Linked DNA regions of Homo sapiens: region 1 is linked to region 2. A link is a contact called in ENCODE Hi-C data. All regions are on one chromosome and are shown on one strand. Each heading gives the region's core, a stretch centred on a gene start or an enhancer-like site at or near the end of the contact. The rest is flanking DNA. Distances are from core to core; before and after follow the strand shown.

The links. A loop is a pair of places that touch in the nucleus more often than their neighbours do. Pooled maps may share reads with other maps.
Region 1: a pooled map shows a loop between it and region 2 (2.0-fold over the local background). The contact joins two enhancer-like sites. A Hi-C loop is called at or near these places in 2 of 168 maps with a recorded cell type or tissue (endometrial microvascular endothelial cells and endothelial cell of umbilical vein) and 4 of 50 pooled maps.

What each region holds. Positions count from the first base shown.
Region 1 is chr7:51,134,811-51,142,391 of GRCh38, reverse strand. It overlaps COBL (cordon-bleu WH2 repeat protein), which reads left to right. Exons shown (of 13, transcript NM_015198.5): 6 at 6,061-6,234. Among named protein-coding and RNA genes, the nearest start is that of COBL, 180 kb to the left of the region's middle. Within about 2 kb of position 1,656, at least 5 of the 41 ENCODE cell types and tissues checked have a DNase peak (open chromatin) inside an H3K27ac peak, as active enhancers do.
Region 2 is chr7:50,958,276-50,965,356 of GRCh38, reverse strand. No RefSeq gene overlaps it. Among named protein-coding and RNA genes, the nearest start is that of GRB10, 180 kb to the right of the region's middle. RefSeq lists an enhancer at 1,724-2,239. Within about 2 kb of position 2,221, at least 2 of the 41 ENCODE cell types and tissues checked have a DNase peak (open chromatin) inside an H3K27ac peak, as active enhancers do.

The DNA of each region.
Region 1 (7,581 bases), core at 407-2,906, 180 kb before region 2:
AAAAAAAATCAAATACCAGTTGGATACTCTTTGTTTGCTCATTTTAAGAAAATGTCTTGCCAGGCGAGAAACCATCAGAGAGCTTGTGTGACACGGTATTTTGTTGGCTGAAGTATGCATCCAGACCAAATAGCTTCTGCCACTTTTCTTCTTCTAAATACTTAAAATGCCATCCCCCAGGCATTCCATGGGGTACTTGGCCAAAAAAGAGCGATCATTTCCTACTCGCCTCACCCTCTAGAAATGAGATTCCTAAGTTCCATTGTCCTGCCCATTCATGGTGATCAGTTCACATGAAGCTGGCATGCTTCATGGTTCTTTCTTTGCCGCTTCCTCGGAATCAGTGCAGGATTTCCAGGATGCCAGAAGACAGCTCAGGATTTGGCTCAGGGATTCAGCTTAAGGAGTGTCTGTCAGGAAGGCTGTGCCCTGAGGATAAGGAAATGCAAAGACAAAGACAGAGAACACCCTCTTGGGAAGGAAAGTTGGCCTTGCCCTTACCCAAGACTGTGCCAGCCACCACAGATGAGAAGCAGCATTCTCCCCATTCTCACCTCACCAGGAGCTTTGACAGACCTGAGCTGCTCTGCCCAACAGACCCCAGGGAGTGCCCGTTCGCCTCATCTGGTTTATGTCACATTGTTCTGCCTTGAGTCCTGTCAACACCTGTATCTGAAGAAAAGCCAGTGTGGATAACAGGTTCTGGAATCTTCCCTCCCACTCGATTCTTTAACAAAGCCTTAAAAAAAAAAAAAAAAGTTGTAAAGCCTTTCAAAAGGGGGCAGCATCGTCTAAGGAGAGGAGGCTGCAGGCAGCAACAGGAACATATTTCTAGTTTCATCTTTCTAGTTTATTCTATCACTAGGGAGCTGAGCCATCCTGAGTAGCTCTGTCTGGGCCTCAGTTTTTCTAATTTATTATATCACTAGGGCACAGAGCCATCTTGAGTAGCTCTGTCTGGGCCTCAGTTTTTCTCACCATCAAAACAGCAAACATCATGTCCTTCTAAGAGGATCTGATCCCATTTAGAAGAGCCTCTGCTGAGAGGATTGTTGATTGCCAGCTCAGAGTATACTTATTGTAACCAAAACATATCCCTTAACCTTGAAACAGAAATCAACATCTGAATTCCTCAATAGCCATGTCAAAAGATCTACTCAGGCTTTTAGTAGACTTGATTAAATGAGTCAAGGTATAATTGTATTTGTAGGATGGACACCTTTGAGAAATGGAAACAAAATGACCATTTCTCTTTTTTTTTTTTTAAATCGATTTAAACAGAAAGATTTCAGGTACAGCATCTCCTGTTTGTCCCTGGAAGTGTATTGTGCAGTACAGTAAGGGGTTGAAGTACACCAAGCCCCTTTTTGTTGTATGAACAGATTGATCCATCTTAGGCTGTGTGATGGGTGTGCTCGTGAGGCAGCTCTGTGAGGATATCTTCAAGAATTTTGGCAAAGGGAAATGGACCATGGCAGTCTGTGCTGACTCGAAATAGGGATGTTTACGTTGAACATGCTCAGCTTCTTGTCTGGTACTGATCTCTGATCAATTATAAGTCAATGAGCGAGGGAGACAACGTGTTCTCTGCGGTACCTGTGAGCCCTGAAAGTATTCCAGGAACACCCTGCACTCTCAGTGCCCTATCAGGTTCTATGGGGCACTTGTGCTGTCAGGGCCGTGCCCCTGCTGCCTGGTGCTAGATCTGCATAGCTCCTTGTCCCTGTCAGTGGAGTAGTGTTTTGTCGTCACAATGAAAGTCAAATAAAAGGAAAATAAGCTTTGCTGAGATGAGTACATTTTAAACAGAAGCAATCAAATATGTACATATATATATACGCACACACACACCCATGCATACATAAATGTTTGTGTGTGTGTAAATTTAAAATTAGGACCCATGTCAAAAGCACTTGTGGCAGATGATACTGGTTTTATTTTGAGCTGGCACTCAGATCTGGAAACGGTTAGCTTCCTCTTCTTCCTGTCTTCTCTCCCCAGATGCGCGTATGAGAGTCAAATCACTGATGTTTTACACTGAATGTAAGGAGTTAATTGGCTATCAGTGGTGTGGTGACATGGACACAGAGAGTTTTGCATTGTCTTTGGTGGGCGCCATTGAATTCGACTATCCATTGAATGACAGCAGCTGGCCTGGAGGAAGTTTAAATCCCACCAACCTAAGTCCCATGAAGCCTGAGATAGAAGGTTCTGTTTGCTTAGTTTTCTTTTCTGTTATTCATTGCTTTTTCTTAATGATTTATCTGGTTGCACTTGCAACTCCTGAGAAAATTTGATAAGATCATGACTGCCAACATCTGTGGATTTTGGTGCCAACCTTTGGTGAGAGCTATGACTCACTTCCCTACAAAAAAAGAACTTGATATTAAAAACATGTATATATTGACAAGCTTGGACAGGAAATCAAACCTCTCTTGCAGGCAAGCAGTGGCCTGTCCCTCATGAACTTTGCCACTTTGTAGCAGGAGACAACCAAGGAAACTGGGATAATAGGGGGGGCCAAGCTGTTTTGACTCCAGACTGCATGCATTAAGCTCTTGGTTTTCCCTTTGACTTCGTATTGATATGAGTCAGGACTTTAAAGGACTCAATACTTCACAATGTTTTCCTCCCACATTATTCTGTGGATTGCTTTCTAAATTCTGCGCACAAATTCCAAAAGTAGGGAAAGAAGATAGAAATGAAGCACAAGTATTCGCTGGACAACATAAAGTTTTTGGCTTCCCATGGGTTGAAGGTTGAGAAACACTGTTGAGTAGCAGAACTGAGAAGAGGGTCTGGTGGCTCAGGACCACTGGACCCTGCAATCGACCTCCTTGGGAGCATTGTGGGAGGTGGGAAGAGATATTTGTTAATTGTGTAGAGCAAATTAGGGGAGAAAAATCATCTGTTCTATTGAAATTCAGTTAAGTTCCAGAGTCACAGATGAAGGCCTCATGAGGAGCCCATTGTCTGAAGATAATCAATATCAGAACTTCTAGGAGGACTGGGATGGGGTGCACTTCCGCCTTCTGACTTTCTGCCATTCAAGGTCATCTCAGTGTGGCCCTCATGAGGTCATGGCCACCCAAAATAGGTATCAGAGAAGAAGGAAACCACATATATTAGACACTTCTAATGTGCTTTATCTAAATTACTTCATTTAATGCTTGTAACAACTTTGAAGGAAATGGATTTTTCCCCATTTTAAAGATGGGGATGTACCTACTTTATGGGGTCTATTCCCATTCCTTACCTTAAAAAATAGATAATGCAAAATGTCCAGGATGCTTATGACAGCAAAAAAAATTATGAATTAAAACCTGAAATCAATATGAAATGGAAGGGGGCTGTAAAGTTCTTTTAAGGGAGTATTCTGCACAGACCTTCCTTAAGTGCTCAGGGCACTTACAGGACAGAGGTGGATTCACAGCAGTATTGATTGATCAGTCAGGCAGGCATAGTTGTGGTGAGGACCGAGGACAAGAGGAACTGGGAGTTCCATGTCTAGACAGGGTGGAATGAAGACAAGCAATTAGATATGTGGTTGTGGAATGCACTGCCATGGACATCGTGTTTCTGGGACGTCAGATGGGGCATGTGTGCTTTAGAGATAGCAGGTGGCATGGGTACAGGTGTGTAGTTCTTTGACTACCACAGCTTTAAGCATCCTCCAAAATGTGTGTTCACATGTGTGAGTGCACGTTTGTGAGTGTGTGCACATGTGCGTGAGTGTGTGCATGTGCAGTCACTGTCAGCAGACGTTATGGATGAGGAAACAGAACAGTGTGGAAGGTCCCAGTGTCCATGCTCTGGCCATATGCTAAGTGACTACTGATGAGGAAAGATGGGGTTTGCATTCCCCCTGGATCTGGGGGTGTTTGTACAAACCAGCCATCCAGCAAAACACCTTTCCAGCTCCAGAACTGTGAATAGCAAAATCCCTTCTCTGGTTTGCTTCCTGTGCTTCATTTAGTCTTCTAGATCCTGCAGGGTTAAATAAATCTTGAGTTGCATCTCCCTGAGTCCTCCCTGTTGCCATGGAGGTGGATGTAAGGCAGAGTTTATTTTGCATGGCTTATTTGCTTAGTAATGACTATGATGGCTGCAGAACTCAAGGACTCAAGGGAACAATTTACATTTTTCTGTAGGAGCCTAAATAGGCATTGACGAGTGTTCTGGGTGTTAGTTTCTTTTCTGTTATATCACCGTCACCTGTTTCCTATGGGAACTCTGCACCTGATAGCCAAAGCATCGGGCATCGTTGATATTCAGTGTCTGCAGGGAAGCACTAATGGCGTAAAAAGCAGCCTTCATGGAGTGCTTTGTCCTTTGGCTTTAATATTTAAGCACAAGAAAATCTGTGACTCAATTTTTTTTCAGGAAAACAAATGATAGTATAACTGGTAGAGCAACAGCATTTGTGTCTGAGCACAAATAATACTGGGCTATTGTTTAATATGATGGATTTCCTTTATATCTTCATTTTAAATATGGAGAACTAGTTGTTCAAATGAAATCTTACCCACAAGCTTATTATGTAAAATATGAAAGCATAGTGACCCAGAGGGTCATCTGTCTATTCATTGTCTCAGGAAGGTTGACTGAAGGGCCCTCCACCTACCAGGAACTGTTTGGAGCTGGGATTACATACAGTTCTCAGTAAAAATCAGTGATAATTACTGTCTTCATTGAGTTCACATCTTAATGGGAGACAAAGATACAAACAAGCAAGTGTAATAATCATAATAGCTAACACATATTGGGTACTTACTTTGTGCCAAGAACTCCTTTTTTTTTTTTTAAAGAAGTGGGATCTCACTCTGTCTTCCAATGACACCAGCATGGCTCACTACAGCCTCAAACTCAGGCTCAAGAGATCCTCCCACCTTAGCATCCCAAGTAGCTAGCACTAAAGGTGAGCATGACCACACCCAGCCAATGTGCCAAGAACTCTTTCAAGCTCTTTTACATCCAGTCACTCATTTGATTCACATGATAGCTTTGTAATGCAGGAACTATTATTTACCCCAGTTTTACAGGAGATAAACTGGGGTAGGGAGAAATTAAAAATTTGCCCAAGGTTTGTATCTTACTCCTGACACCAAAAAATACCTCGTCTAAGGTCAAAAGAAGGAATCAAACCCAGGTAGTGTCTCCAAGGTCTGTGGGCTTAACCCCTATACTGCATTGGCTCTCAGTGTTGACTGTGTCCATGGTAACAGGTGGAAGATCTGCCAGGGCTAGGAGAGAAGAGGCACCAGGACACAGCATGGTACCATCTTGTTTTCAGTTTGAAGTTAGAGTGCTGGTTCTGCTGGTTCCCCGAATGCTTTCTGCACTAGCACTTACATGATTCTATTAAGCAGACCTTAGGGAGAAAAAAGATTCAAAAAGTTTGTGTGTCCTGTAGCCTGCTCCGCCTGGTGTAGAAATTGTCCCTTGAGAGCAATTAGTGTGTTGGCTTGTATTTCTTTCAGCTTATTGGGTATCTGTCACTAAGTACGGTACTGATGGTCCTAGACAGTCTTCACAGCATACTGCTTATACCACATTGTCAGTTTTCATAACTTCTGAAAATTAGAAGAAACATAAGCCCCCTCCTGGCAACAAGTGGAGTACTTCCCAAGATGACCAAGACTGTTGGTGTCTTCCTCATGAAGATGTATTTCTTGATCAGTTCCTTCCTCTTTTTAGTGTCTAAGAGCTCATTCTGACAATGGGTTAAAGTTTTAAGGAGGCCAGTTCACACCTGCAGGTTGGTCAAGAAGTTTAAATGATTCTAGCTGCTAAGTGTTCTCTTAATGGCTTAAAGAGTCTGCCATGGCCTTCATGATTAAGAAAGGGAGCCTCACAGCATGAGTCTGTCCTGCAGCATCTTCTCCAGTTTTCCCTGGAAAGCTACAGGCAGGGCTTGCTCAGACCATTCAAGCTGACTGTAGAAACAGCTGCCGTTCAAGCTCAGGTGGACGGATTGGAACTTTGTCTTCATGTGAGCATTCATACGGGGAGAAGTCATCTCATACTGATTTGGTTTTCTGTTTGTCTCTTCCCCAACAGGGCTGTTTAACGACCCCCAACTCCCCATCCATGCACTCACGTTCTCTTACGCTGGGTCCATCCCTCTCGCTGGGCAGCATCTCAGGGGTGTCCGTGAAGTCGGAGATGAAGAAGCGCCGAGCCCCTCCTCCTCCAGGTTCAGGGCCACCTGTGCAAGACAAGGCATCGGAAAAGGTAGGGCAGTGGGCTGTTCTCACAACCAAAGCATCTTTTCAGTGACACAGTTGATTGTTCCAAAGCTCCCTGGGAACACAGTAATCCTTCATGTTTGTGGCTGTAGCGACTGGAGTGTTGGGGGCAAGTATTTAAGCTTTATTTAAAAGTAAAGGCAAGATGCCAGGAAGGGCTCATGATTTTAACTCTGAGAAGCTGAGTTCCCCAAGGCAGTCAGGATACACCCAGCAGCCCAGTCCTGCTCCCCACATACCCTAATATGTCAGATCCACCATGCAGCTGTAAAGATAAGGATGCAGTCTTCTTCCCTGGACTGAGATTTTTCTGACTGACTGCATCCCAGCTTCCTGTGGAGGCAGCATGCCACAAATGCCAACATTTACAGAAAGCAAATTCAGAGTCCATTCATTCTGTGGCAGAACTTTATTTCCTAACTCTTGCCGCATGTGTCATGTGGCCTAGCCCAGTTGCATAGTTTGAGAGTGTCACGCCCCTGCTAGTCTTTAGGTTCAAAGCCCCTTTTTGCTCATTTGCTCTCAAAATACCCTAAAAACTAAGTCTGTGCCTCCTGAATGTGAGGCTTGGTCCCTGGATCTTGATAAAAAGTTATAGCAGCAGATACCAAATGGCGGGGTCCTGACATGTCATGTAATTTCCTTATCAGCCTGCTTGTCGTTCTGTCCAGGTATGTCCGTCTGTCCATCTATTTTTGCAAGTCGGTCCTCTGGTCATCCATCTCTGTTCCTTCATGGTTGTTCTTTATCCCTGGGTCTCAGAGACCATCCTGCTTCCATCCTTAGTCCTTCATATCCCTAAAAATCTATCTGAAAAGCCTGTAGTGGAACACATTTTCAAAGAAAATATTTTTATTTTTGCATCTCTTAAATATTTTCTAGGCCGGGTGCAGTAGCTCACGCCTGTAATCCCGGCGCTTTGGGAGGCCAAGGCAGGAGGATCACCTGAGGTCAGGAGTTCAAGACCAACCATGGCCAACATGGTGAAATCCCGTCTCTACTAAAAATACAAAATTAGCCAGGCATGGTGGTGCACGCCTATTGTCCCAGCTACTCAGAAGGCTGAGGCAGGAGAATTGCTTGAACCCAGGAGGCAGAGGTTGCAGTGAGCCAAGATCACGCCACTGCACTCTAGCCTGGGTGACAAGAGAGAAACTCTGTCTCAAAAATAAAAAATAAAAAAAAAAGGAATGTATACATATATCCTAATGTAACTGACTTATTTTGAGTTCTTCATGATATATTAGCTGTGTTTTCATAAAAATAAATTTAGGCACAAATGGTACCTTTTTGTTGTATGCATCCATGATAAGATGATGCAAATGGAAAACAC
Region 2 (7,081 bases), core at 972-3,471:
TAGATCCTATTTGTCAATTTTGGCTTTTGTTGCCATTACTTTTGGTGTTTTAGACATGAAGTCCTTGCCCATGCCTATACTATGCAGCCATAAAAAATGATGAGCTCTTGTCCTTTGTAGGGACATGGATGAAATTGGAAATCATCATTCTCAGTAAACTATCGCAAGAACAAAAAACCAAAACCACATATTCTCACTCATAGGTGGGAATTGAACAATGAGAACACATGGACACAGGAAGGGGAACATCACACTCTGGGGACTGTTGTGCGGTGGGGGGAGGGGGAAGGGATAGCTTTAGGAGATATACCTAATGCTAAATGACGAGTTAATGGGTGCAGCACACCAGCATGGCACATGTATACAGATGTAACTAACCCGCACATTGTGCACATGTACCCTAAAACTTAAAGTATAATAATAATAAAATAAAAATAAAGAAAGAAAGAAAGAAAGAAATAACAAAAAAAGAAAAGATAAAAAAACAACTCCTTCCCACTTGGGGCAGGGCAATTATACCCATTCATTCTTAGGCCTTCAGGCAGTACTAGGGAGTGACCCCAGCCGATTGCCCTCAATTTCCAAGGAGCCAGTAGGCAACAGCCTCTGAAAGACTGAAAAAGAAAGTGGGATGGGAGTGGGGGGCGGGAAGGTGGAAATGAAAAAGACCAAGGTTCCTTAAGCTAATGAAGAGGTGGCGGTCAGCCTTCTCCACATGGAAACCCCTTAGTTTCACTGGCCATGGCCAGAAACCTGCAGTTGCTTCCATGTTTACCTGCTTCCCACCAAGGGTCCCAAGTTGGAAAGGAAAAGAGAGAGGGAGAGAGAGAGAGAGAGCCCCTGAATGGAGCAGAAAGGAAAGGGAGAAAAATGAATCCCAAACTTTGGGCTTATCTCTTCCTTCTGGCTGGCTCGCCAAAATATGTTAATGGTGGAAGGTGTCTAGGCTCTTGACGTCCTCAACAAAGAGTTGGACAAAATGCACAAAGCAAGGAGGGAAGGGTTTTATTGAAAATGAAAGCACACTCCACAATGTGGGAGCGGGCCTGAGCATAGGGGATCAAAGGCCCTGTTACAGAGGTTTTTTGAGTTTAAATATCCACTAGAGGATTACATTGGTGACTTGGTGTACACCCCATGTAAAGGGAGAGGATGAAATAAAGTTACAAAGTCATTTATAGTGTATGCCCTATGGAGAGGATATTTCCTGTTATAGCTCAAGTGTGAACTAGCCTCATATTCTCTGCCTCCAGACCCTATTTTCCTGCCTCGTTAGGACAGCTATGTTATTGTGGCTAGGCCAGAAGTTCCTGCTCATCCCTCACTGTGGTGTAAATGCTACAACATCCTTCCCACTTCACAGATGAGCAAAGGCAGTCTCAGAGACATTGAGAGACATGCCTGGGTTCACACTGTAAAGTTTTTGCAACGCAATAGCTTAAACATTAAAAATATTGATTTAACACGTTACCATTTTTTATGTCAGCAATAAGGGAGATTTGCATAAAGGAGTCAGATGTTCCTTGTACTAGTTTTCTGTTTGTAATTTTTGTAGCTTTGACATTATCTCCAAATTAAAGTTTACAGAAAAAGTGATCATGTTTTGACTCCCACTAAAGCCAGCCCTCGGGCTCCATGCTTTTCATGCATTGTCTGCAATTCTCCTATGGCTTGCACGTGGACATCAGTCCACTCCACAGATGGGGAAACTGAGGCTTGGTGTAGGTGGGCAACCTGCCACAGGTCCTGATGGAACTGGTTAGGCGTCTGCACCCAGGTGCCTGTGCCTCCCAAGCCCATATTCTTTCCATCCCCTTGAGTGGCCTCTGTAGTCAGTCTTCAAAGACCTGTCCTTTAGGGTTTAAATAAAGTGTTCACAATTTGGGACTCAGTTGTCCTGTGTCCCCAGATTTGGAAACCTCTCCCTGTTTGGTGCCTTCCACCCTTCAGAAGTCAGCTCAGCCTCTCTCTTCAGAAACAAGATCTGAAGTCCTCATTATCCAGCAAAGATGAGGAGGAGGAGGAGGAGGAGGAGGAGGGGGAGGGCCAAGAGGAGGTCTCAGTGGCTTCACTGATGACAAAGAGGCAGCTGGAGGCTCCCTGAAGAGACCAAAGCCCAGGAGCAAAGGCTGGAAACCTTCCAGAAGCGGAACCAGAGCCAACAATAGAGGAGCAGCAATTAAAACTCCACTGGCCTGGGCCCAAGGGGCGGCACCTCCCAGTGCCTTGTGCCTGCCTGGGGAGGTCCTGCCTGCGGAGATGACTCAGCACAGCCCAGGGGCAGGCCTGCAGCGACCTGTGGGGCAAAACCCAGAGCAGAGGTGGGGCCATTCAGCACCACTTTCCCACCCAGCTGAGAGCTGGCAGACCACACCAGGCACCACCACCAGGCTTCCTGCAGGGCAATGCAGGCACCAAGAGAAGAACCCCAGCGGTGGACACATCTCACTCATTTTAAAGCTCTAAACAGAAGTCGTTGTTTAATCTCCCATTGAAGTTGGATTATCTCTGCTTCTGCTAATAAAAGCTGTCATTTATGGAGCACTTACACCAGCAACATTTTATCAAAGGGAATATGATGTTCCTCATGTTGAAGGTGAGGCTCGGGTCATTTAAATAATTTTCTCAAATCATGTGGCTAAGAGGAACAGAAACTATTGCTTACACAAAAATCTCCTTTATACCAAATCTCATGCTTTTGACCAGTGGTCAGACTGCTGGTGTTGGTCTTCACATGTGCTGCAGCCTACATGGTCGGGCGTCCAGCCCTCCCATGGGTCGAGTCCTCATTCTAATCTATCCCTTAGGGGCTGTGCACTCATCTGGCCACTCTGGTCCTCTTGAAAGGCTTTGCTGGTTGACTCACACTCCGCGGGTTTCCTCCTGAACGGCACACATTTTGGCGGCTCCCCTCCCCTCCTCACCCTCTGGGTGCTGGATGCCCAGGGCTCCCTCCCAGCCTTCCTTCCATCCCGGCCCTCACTCCCTGCCTTGGTGTTCTGGCTCACTTGTACCCATAGCTCTATGGACCCTCTCCCCCAGCCTCTCAGCCTCCCTCTCCAGTCTGGACTCAAGATTGGAATCTCTGCCAGGACATCTTGTAACATCTCAGACCTCTTTTTTTTTTTTTTTTTTTTGAGAGTCTCACTCTGTTGTGTAGGCTGGAGTGCGGTGGCATGATCTCAACTCACTGCAACCTCTGCCTCCCAGGTTCAAGAGATTCTCCTGTCTCAGTCTCCTGAGTAGCTGGGACTACAGGTGTGCACCACCACACCCAGCTAATTTATTTATTTATGTTTTGTATTTTTAGTAGAGATGGGGTTTCACCACATTGGCCAGGCTGGTCTTGAACTTCTGGCTTCAAGTGTTCTCCACCTGCCTCAGCCTCCCAAAGTGCTGGGATTACAGGCGTGAGCTGCCACACCCAGCCTCTGACCTCTTATACTATCTCAGACCTCATGTGCCCAGGCCAGAAGTCTCCACTTTCTCCCCCACACCTGTTTTTATGCCAGTATTTCCCATTGCAGTTAACAGCGTCAACTTTACTCAGATGCCCAAGCCCCAACCTAGGACACACCCTTAATTTCTACTTTTTCTTCACCTGCCTCCTCCAGCCAGGGAACCAGAAAGCTGTTGGGCCTCTGTCTTCCAAACATACCCCAACTCTATCCACTTATCCCACGGGTTTTCCACCACCTGGTCAGGCTCCAGCCGTGCAGCCAGGACCCCTTGCCTCAGTTTCCCACCTGGACCCCCTTGTCGCCTATGAGCCTTTCTCTATAGGGCACTGGCATGTGGCTCTGTGAAATGCGCTCCCCGGTCCTCCCCTCCCATGGTTTCCACCCTCTGAGGAACATCCAGACGCTTACGTTTACCCCAGGACCCTGACGAGTCTGCCTCCTCCTCCTGCCCTGAGCCATATCCTTCCCAATCTCCCAGGGCGCCTTCTGCTGCTGCCTTTGTTGCCTTCCTGGAAACTTTGAAATATTTCTCAAGCTGGGATCCCTGGATGAGCAGCATCAGCATCCCCTGGGACCTTGCTAGAAATGCAAATTCTCGGATCTCAACCCAGACCTACTGCCTCAGAAGTTCTGGGGATGTGCCTGGCAACGCGCATTTAACAATGTTAAGTAGACTCAATTGTGTCCTCCAAAATTCATACGTTGAAGCCCTAAGCCCAGTGTGACTGTGTTGGAGATAGGCCTTTAAAGAGGTAATTAAGGTTAAATGATGTCATTAGGGCGGGTCCTAATCTGGTAGCACCTGTGTCCTTTTAAAGAGAGGAGGACACAGACACACACGGCGGAAAGTCCATGTAAGGACGCAGGGAGAAGACGGCTGTCTGCAAGCCAAGGAGAGAGGCCTCAGGAGAAACCCCCTTGCCCACACCTTGATCTTGGACTTCCAGCCTCCAGGACCATGAGAGAATGCATTCCTGTTGTTTCAGCCCACCAGTCTGTGTCTTTGTCACAGTGGCCTGAACAGGCTAAGATGGGGTGGGTCTGGGAAGCTCCGCCCTAGCATGCCAAGCTGGGTCCTGCCTGGGCATCTTCACCGGAGCTTTGCCTCTGCTGGACGCAGCTGCTTCCACTCTCCTACAGCTGGCTTCTTCACTGCAGAGAGGCCTGCAATGGGATGTTGTTCTCTTGAAGGACCCCTCCCTGATGTCTAAGGACAGTGGCCCTGCCACAGCCCTGCTCAGTCCCCCACCTTCCCCTGCTTTCCAGCGATCGCCCTGTGTCCCCTCCAGCAGACAGTCTATCACTATGAATCCTCTTGCTTCTTTGTGGCTGTTTGCCCTGTGTATCCTGCACACTATGACATGAAATACTTAAAAGCAGGATTCTCATTTCTTGTTCAACATTTAATTTCCAGCACCAAAGATAGTTCCTTCAATAGACAGTAAGTGCTCGATAGTTGGTGAATGGAAAGGAAACCTCCCTCTTGATATAACAGAGATGGGAAAGGTCAGGGAGGCCTGGGAGTACATTTTGAATGGCTTCTAGCCTTGGATGCCCAGATACCACACATACATTCAAGGACCCAACCTACAAGGGCAGGTACATGAACTCTGAAGCTGGACTCCTGGAATCCAGATCTGGGCTCAGCCACTGACCAGTCTCATGTTATGTGACCTCAGTTATGTGACCTCAACTCTCTAATAATAGGAAATGGTTCTATTGCTGTTACCATGATGATGATGATTGAAGCACAGAAAGAAAAGCCAAATGCCATGAATTCTTGTTCCTCTGAATGTCTGAGCAAGTGAGGATCAGAGGAGGACTGTGGAGGGAACCACTCCTTTAATAAAAATTCTGTGGCCCTTCCTCTGAAAGCCACTCCAGACCCCACCGAGTCCTGGCTGTCACGCTGCACAGCACAGGGGCCAGCATCCACACTGCACCTGTGTGGCCCTCCTTGGGCGTACAGACCACCTACCAGACCCCCAACTTGCAGCACTGAGTCCCAGGACCATGGAGACTGGGAGCCTCTTCTGCATGCAAGGACGGGCTTAGTGTTGATGAGCCTGGGGAAACATCTTTGCTGTCAAGTCTTCCATTTCTGCAGAAGGGATTCAGCCATGAAAACTTGACAGGAAAATCATGACTTCCAAATTACATATGCAAATTCCTTTCCTTTCTAGATGTTGATGTCTCTCCAAATCTCTCGCGGTTCATGCATTGGATACCTTGCCTGACCCAGCAGGCTGCAGGATGAGGAGCACAGTGAGGAGCTGGGGTCTCACTCCCACAGGTGGGCCCCAGAAGCACAGAGCAGGGGCAGGAGCAGACTGGATGATGGATGGCACAGGGTCCCTCCGGGATCAGAGGTTTCTTTTTGGCCTGGCAGCAGAGGTGGTTATCCCAAGACTAGCTCATGTCTTGTTGTGGCACCCACTTCTACATTCTGGAGAATTCAAGGTGAGAATACACATGTAGTGAGAATATGTGAATTACTGATTTTTTAACTTCTATGAACTTTTTGGCTCCAGGCTGCTTACTGACTGCTTTATATTGCTGTAATCTTTAGTATTTCTGGCTGGATTTTGTCATTTTAAAATATGAGATGATAAACCACTACAATTGATTTTGGTTTTGATTAAATTTGGAGTAATATGGTCCTATCAGTGAGGATTAAATTTGGACTGTAGGCTGGCATAAAACTCAGCCAACTGCTATTTGTGGGAGAGTAACAAAAAGTATTTCTCCCCTTAGTAAGAGACTTCTATGGCTAAAGCATCGCCTACATACTCTTGTTCATCCCACACCTGACCACCCCCTGAAAATACATCTTCTTAGCTAAATATGGCCTCCTGGATGAACTGTTTATGGACAGGCTCACTGATGGATGCATGGATGGATGGATGGGTGGATGGAGATTTTAGAGGATAATTCTATTAGGGGATAAATTCACACATGAGCTGCAAAAGTCAGATAAGATTCAAAGTGTTCTGAGTTCTTGTGAAGTGAGACTTTTCCCACTAAAAGTGCATTTGAAGAATGAGCAGAATTTGCAGAGCAACAATTTATACTCTGGATGCCCTATGTATAATGAGACGAAAGGAAACAATGTCTGTTCCCAACAGGATAGAGTTCCAGTGAAAAGACATTCTACTTTCTATTCAAAGACATGTTTTAAGGCTCCAAATGGGTGAATCCACATTGCATATACCTGGATGGTTTCTGATATGTTAGGTTTATGTCTGTAAGAAGCTAGTATCGGCTGACAGAGGAAGCACTGTCTGGAAGACGTCCTTGCAGAAAGGGGTGTCCTATGACCTAGGACTCTTTTTCTGAGTTTCAGAGAAAAAAAAATTTTTCCCCTAAGCTTTGCTGAATATTATGTCTTTTTAAGATTTTTTTTTAGTCTAAAAGCTTAGATTAGTAAGTACTATATGGCAGAAATTCTGCTAAACACTTTCCCTGAAATGTGAGTACAACAAGTAATTCCCATTTTACAGATGAGGAGAGGAAGATTTAAGGAACATTCCAATGTAGATCTAATTCCAAAACTTGTGCTCTTAACAGCAAGCTCTACAGAATGTATCACTTTTTCCTGCCTTAATTGTGGCAGCCCCAGT